Regions from separate parts of the Homo sapiens genome. Here region 1 is linked to region 2. A link is an interaction called in ENCODE POLR2A ChIA-PET data of the cell type or tissue named here. Cell type or tissue: Caco-2. All regions are shown on one strand.

The links. ChIA-PET counts read pairs that join two places held together with the same protein. Peaks named below come from ENCODE experiments on the same cell type or tissue, not always from the same donor. Only the 100,000 strongest peaks of a DNase experiment are listed, where the experiment ranks them.
Region 1: POLR2A ChIA-PET joins it to region 2 with 11 read pairs; 2 of 35 experiments call an interaction of 5 or more read pairs at or near these places.

Annotation. Positions count from the first base shown.
Region 1 is chr2:111,658,596-111,661,095 of GRCh38, forward strand. No RefSeq gene overlaps it. Among named protein-coding and RNA genes, the nearest start is that of MIR4771-2, 110 kb to the right of the region's middle. In Caco-2, no CTCF peak of the experiment used is centred here; a DNase peak (open chromatin) is centred at 1,006.
Region 2 is chr2:112,637,989-112,640,488 of GRCh38, forward strand. LOC107985934 (a long non-coding RNA gene) reads left to right here. Exons shown (of 2, transcript XR_001739642.2): 2 at 972-1,858. Among named protein-coding and RNA genes, the nearest start is that of SLC20A1-DT, 4.9 kb to the right of the region's middle. RefSeq lists an enhancer at 2,445-2,500. In Caco-2, no CTCF peak of the experiment used is centred here; no DNase peak of the experiment used is centred here.

The DNA of each region.
Region 1 (2,500 bases), 980 kb before region 2:
TTAGGGCTCAGTCTTAGTGTCAGCAACTATCCTTCTCATCAATTTTCAAACTATTTGGATTTTCAAGCAAGACCTTCTCTCAAAACCGTAAATTCCAAGGCCAGGCGTGGTGGCTCACATCCATAATCCCAGCACTTTGGGAGGCCAGGGTGGGTGGGCCACTTGAGGTCAGGAGTTCGAGACCAGCCTGGCCAACATGGTGAAACCCTGTCTCTACTAAAAATAAAAAAATTAGGGGGCATAGTGGCATGCACCTGTAATCCCAGCTACTCAGGAAGCTGAGGCAGGAGAATCACTTGAGCCCAGGAGGCAGAGGCTGCAGTGAGCCAAGACTGCGCCACTGCACTCCAGCCTGGGCAACAGAGCAAGACTCTGATTCAAAAACCAAAACCAAACAACAACAACAACAAAAAAAAAAAACAGTAAATTCCAAATGTTGACCAAGTTTTCTGTCCTAGACTTCTGTGTTGAGCGTTTTAAGGACTGTCTGGGGTCTGCGTCCACAGCGTGGTGTTTGTGCGTACCCCTCACCGCAGCACCACTGCCACCCTGAATCCTGCCATTGCTTGATCTCCCATCAAGCCTTTCTCAGCCTTACCCACTGAATTTGGACAACAACCCTGAGAGGCAGGTCCTGTCAGTCCCCTCACCTTACTTAGGAAGCATATCAGGTTCTGAGAGGGCAGAGCCTCACCCAGCAAGGAGAAGCCAGGATCTGAACCCAGGACTCTGTGATGAACAAACTTGTGCTGTGGTCTCATCAAAATACCTGTTTGTCTTTGTCCATGGTTTCTGGCACAGAGCTTCCCAAACCCTTCGCATTTCCTGAGTGATTCCACTGTGCTTTGTTATTCAGAAACAGCCCCTTATACAACTCCTACCTGAGTTTGCACAAAGGAGGTGGCCCTCGCATAGTTTCAGGGGAGAGGCTGGCCACGTCAGAAAGGCCAAGCACGTGATTAGAGAGTTGGAGGTTTCAGCCCCACGCCCTGATCTCCAGGGAGCAGAGGGAGCTGAAAATTTGAGTTCAGTCACATGCCAATGATTTCATCACACATGCCTACTTAGTGAAACCCTGGACAAATACTGCAACAGTGAGGCTTGGGGACTTCCTGGCTGGTGAACATAATTGACTCTCTGGGAGGGTGCAGCACCCTGACTCCAGCGGGACAGAAGCTCCTGCACCTGCCGCTGTCCCCGCCCCCACCCCTGCCCCAGACCTTGCTGCCCTACATCTCTCCATCTGGCTGCTCATTTGTATCCATTATAATAAAACTGTAGTTGTAACCTGTAGCACATTCCTGAGCTCTGTGAGTCATTCTAGCAAACCATCCAACCAGAAGGGAGGTCATGGGAACTCTCAAATTTGTAGCCAAGTTGGACAGAAGTATGAGTAGCCTGGAGACCCAGGACTTACAGCTGGTGCCTGAAGTGAGGACAGTCTTGCCAAGCCCCTTCACCTGTGGGGTCTGCGCCAACTCTGGGTAGTTAACATCAGAATTGAACTGAGGTGTGGGACACCCAGTTGGTGCCAGAGAATCCGTGCTGGACGGACAGGCCCTTCACCCCTCCCAGGCCCTGGAAGGAGCCTCGCCTTTCCTCCTCACCAGCTTCTCCCTGATCACATGCCTGTCTTTTGATGCAATCAATAACAATAACCGCACACTTTCTCCAGCTCAGAGGCTTCCTGATTGTGTTCCACATGGTACCAGATTGTTAATAGAGCATCAAGAGGGGTTGAGACCTCGTAATTTTAATACTGAGGGGCAGATAATCTAGCCTGCAGTGGGTTGAAAATACACGATGAGAAACTCAAAATGCAGTTCTCTCTCCTTCCCTTAAATAAGGTGTTCACATGGCCAGCATAAGGCATAATGCTCAGATGGAAATATTTTGAAACACAATTCTGAAAGGCCCATCATCAGTAACGTGTGGGGCAGAACACATGGGAATCCCCACTGAGCAGTGTGTGCCCGACAATCAGTGCTAGCATAATCGTTTCACAAAGGTTTAATAGACTACCTTATAAGGTAGCATACTTAGGCAATTGATTTGGGACTCAAAGGGCCTACTCTTTTTATGTATGTATTTATTTATTTATTTTTCTAGAGAGTCTTGCTCTGTCACCCAGGCTGGACTGCAGTGGCACAATCATGCCTCACTGCAGCCTCAAACTCTTGGGCTCAAGCAATCCTCCCACCTCAGCCTCCCAAAGCACTGGGATTACAGTCATGAGCCACCACACCAGGCCCATTTTGAAAGCTAAGTTTGCCCTAGATGATTCCCTCCTATGCTCACTGATGTTACCCACACATTGCTGATATGGTCGACAGGCCCTTTAAATAAAGTTTCCCTTTCTTTCGTTAAAACAGAGACCAATAATGGGGGATTTTACGTTCTTTCCACAAATTCACTGGGAAAACACACAGTTTTATTTAAGACCATTTTTCCTTTTGAAACCCAGCATGTGATTCTCTAGCTTATTCTCCTAACTCAACAC
Region 2 (2,500 bases):
TGCAACCTCTGCCTCCCGAGTTCAAGCAATTCTCCTGCCTCAGACTCCCTGAGTAGCTGAGATTACAGGCATGCTCCACTATGTCTGGCTAATTTTTCGTATTTTTAGTAGAGACGGGGTTTCTCCATGTTGGCCAGACTGGTCTTGAACTACTGACCTCAGGTGATCCACTCGCCTCGGCCTCCCAAAGTGCTGGGATTACAGGCATGAGCCACTGCACCCAGCGAGCATGTATTATTTTTATAATAATTTTTAAAAATCTTGAGCTCCTCTTGCCCTAAACTATTTCCCCTATTAGTCTGGTTGTTTCGGTGCCCATATATTATGAAATAATCAGAATACAAGTCTGATAAATATGAATTCTAGTGGGGACAATGGAATAGGGTATTTGCAATTGAAGTCACTGCATGAAGTACTCTCTCCCTTGTCCCTTTCTCTCCCTTCTCTGGCCTGAATGTCCCATCCCTATCCCCATACCTGTAAGTCACTCCTCTGGCTTAAATGGGGAGTTAACACAGGGTGGTGGGAAGTATAGTAGACTTGGAGTCTCTCACGCATTGCCTGCCAGGGCCCACCGTGCAGGACTCCAGGCCCTACTCTAAAACTTGCTACTTGCCCGACTGCAGGCTCTCAGACCCTCATTTCCCTGTGATAGGGTAAAAAAAATACTTGCTCTGCCTACATCACACAGATGTGAAGATAAAATGAAACAATGCCTTTGAAGGTATCTGGAAACAGGAGAGTGAGTCCTATATATATCTATATATATGTGTGTGTGTGTGTGTGTGTGTGTGTGTATATATATATATATATACACATATATGGTTTTTATAAATCAGCGTTAACATTTGATTTTATAACCATCATTAAAAAGGGAGAGGTAAATGGGTGGAGAGGGAGGAGTGAAAAAACAAAATAAAAGGTAGAGGCAGTATTCAAGGTCACAGTTAAAAATTTCATATTCCCTGCAGGTGGTAGGTGCTGAATGGTTGAATAAATGAACAGTCCTAAAATGGATATATTTTGGGGCAACAGTAAGTTGCCCCCAGGAAGAAAATCACTTTTGGAAAATAAAACTGGCAAGAATCTATGCTAAATGGATGAGACCAGCCACAGAAGCACTTCATCCTAAAAGATGGTAAAGGTGGTGTATACAAAATTAGGCCGGGTGCAGTGGGTTATGGCTGTAATCTCAGCACTTTGGGAGGCCTAGGTGGGTGGATTGCTTGAGCCCTGGAGTTCGAGACCAGCCTGGGCAACATGGTGAAACCCAGTCTCTACAAAAAATACAAAAATTAGCCATTCGTGGTGGGATGCAACTGTAGTACCAGGTACTGGGGAGGCAGAGGAAGGAGGATCACCTGAACCTGGGAGGTCAAGGCTCCAGCGAGCTGAGATTGCACCACTGTACTCCAACCTGGGCAACAGAGTGAGGCCTTGTGACAAAAAAACAAAACAAAACAAAACAAAAAACCCAACCAACTTGGGTTGGGCAGGGTGGCTCACGCCTGTAATCTGAAAACCTTGGGAGGCCGAGGCGGGTGGATCACTTGAGGTCAGGAGTTTGAGACCAGCCTGGACAACATGGTGAAACCCTGTCTCTACTAAAATTACAAAAATTAGCTGGGCATGGTGGCAGGAGCCTGTAGTCCCAGCTACTCAGGAGGCTGAGGTGGCAGAATTGCTTGAACCCAGGAGGCAAGGGTTGCATTGAGCTGAGATTGTGCCATTGCACTCCAGCCTGGATGATGGAGCAATACTCCGTCTCAAAAAATTAATAAACAAATAAAAACAAAATAACAAAACTGGGGGATACCCAAACCCAATTAATATTCAAATAAATGCTTGTTAAATGCCAGGGATAGTGCTATGCATTTTACTTATTTAAGTCTCATAACAACCCTATTATTTCCACTTTACAGAGGAATGGGAGGCACAGAGAAGTTAAGCAATTTGCCCAACCTCATAGCATGTAAATGGTCGACAAGATTCTAATTTCTAATAGTCTGGCCCCAGGTCCCATGTGCTAAACTATCCCTTACCTAGAACAGTAGGAATGCTTGCTCAGAAAAACAGGACTTAAAATAGAAAAAAGTGGTGTTTTTTGAACATCTGACTGAAACGGAATGTGTTAACATATTGTTTCTAAACTTACCAGGTAGCAAGAGTCATTCTTGTGATTGCTTCCCAAACTGCAGCATGCTTATGAATCATATGGGGATCTTGTTAGAATGCAGATTCTCATTCAGCAGGTCTGGGGTGGAGTGAAGGCTCTAGGCAGAGGGCTAGAGGGTCCCATCATTGGAGATAGACTTCCCCACGGAAAATGAAGAAACTGGGTTCTGCTCAGAACCTCAGTCTCCCATGAGGCAGTTCCCAATAGCAGAAGCCTCTCTTTGAGTGCCCCAAACACCTGAATTTCTGGACCAGGAAAGCAGAGGTACAGCCCCAGGCCCTACTCCCTCCCTGAAAACTCAGCTTTTTGTGCCCAGCAAGCTCT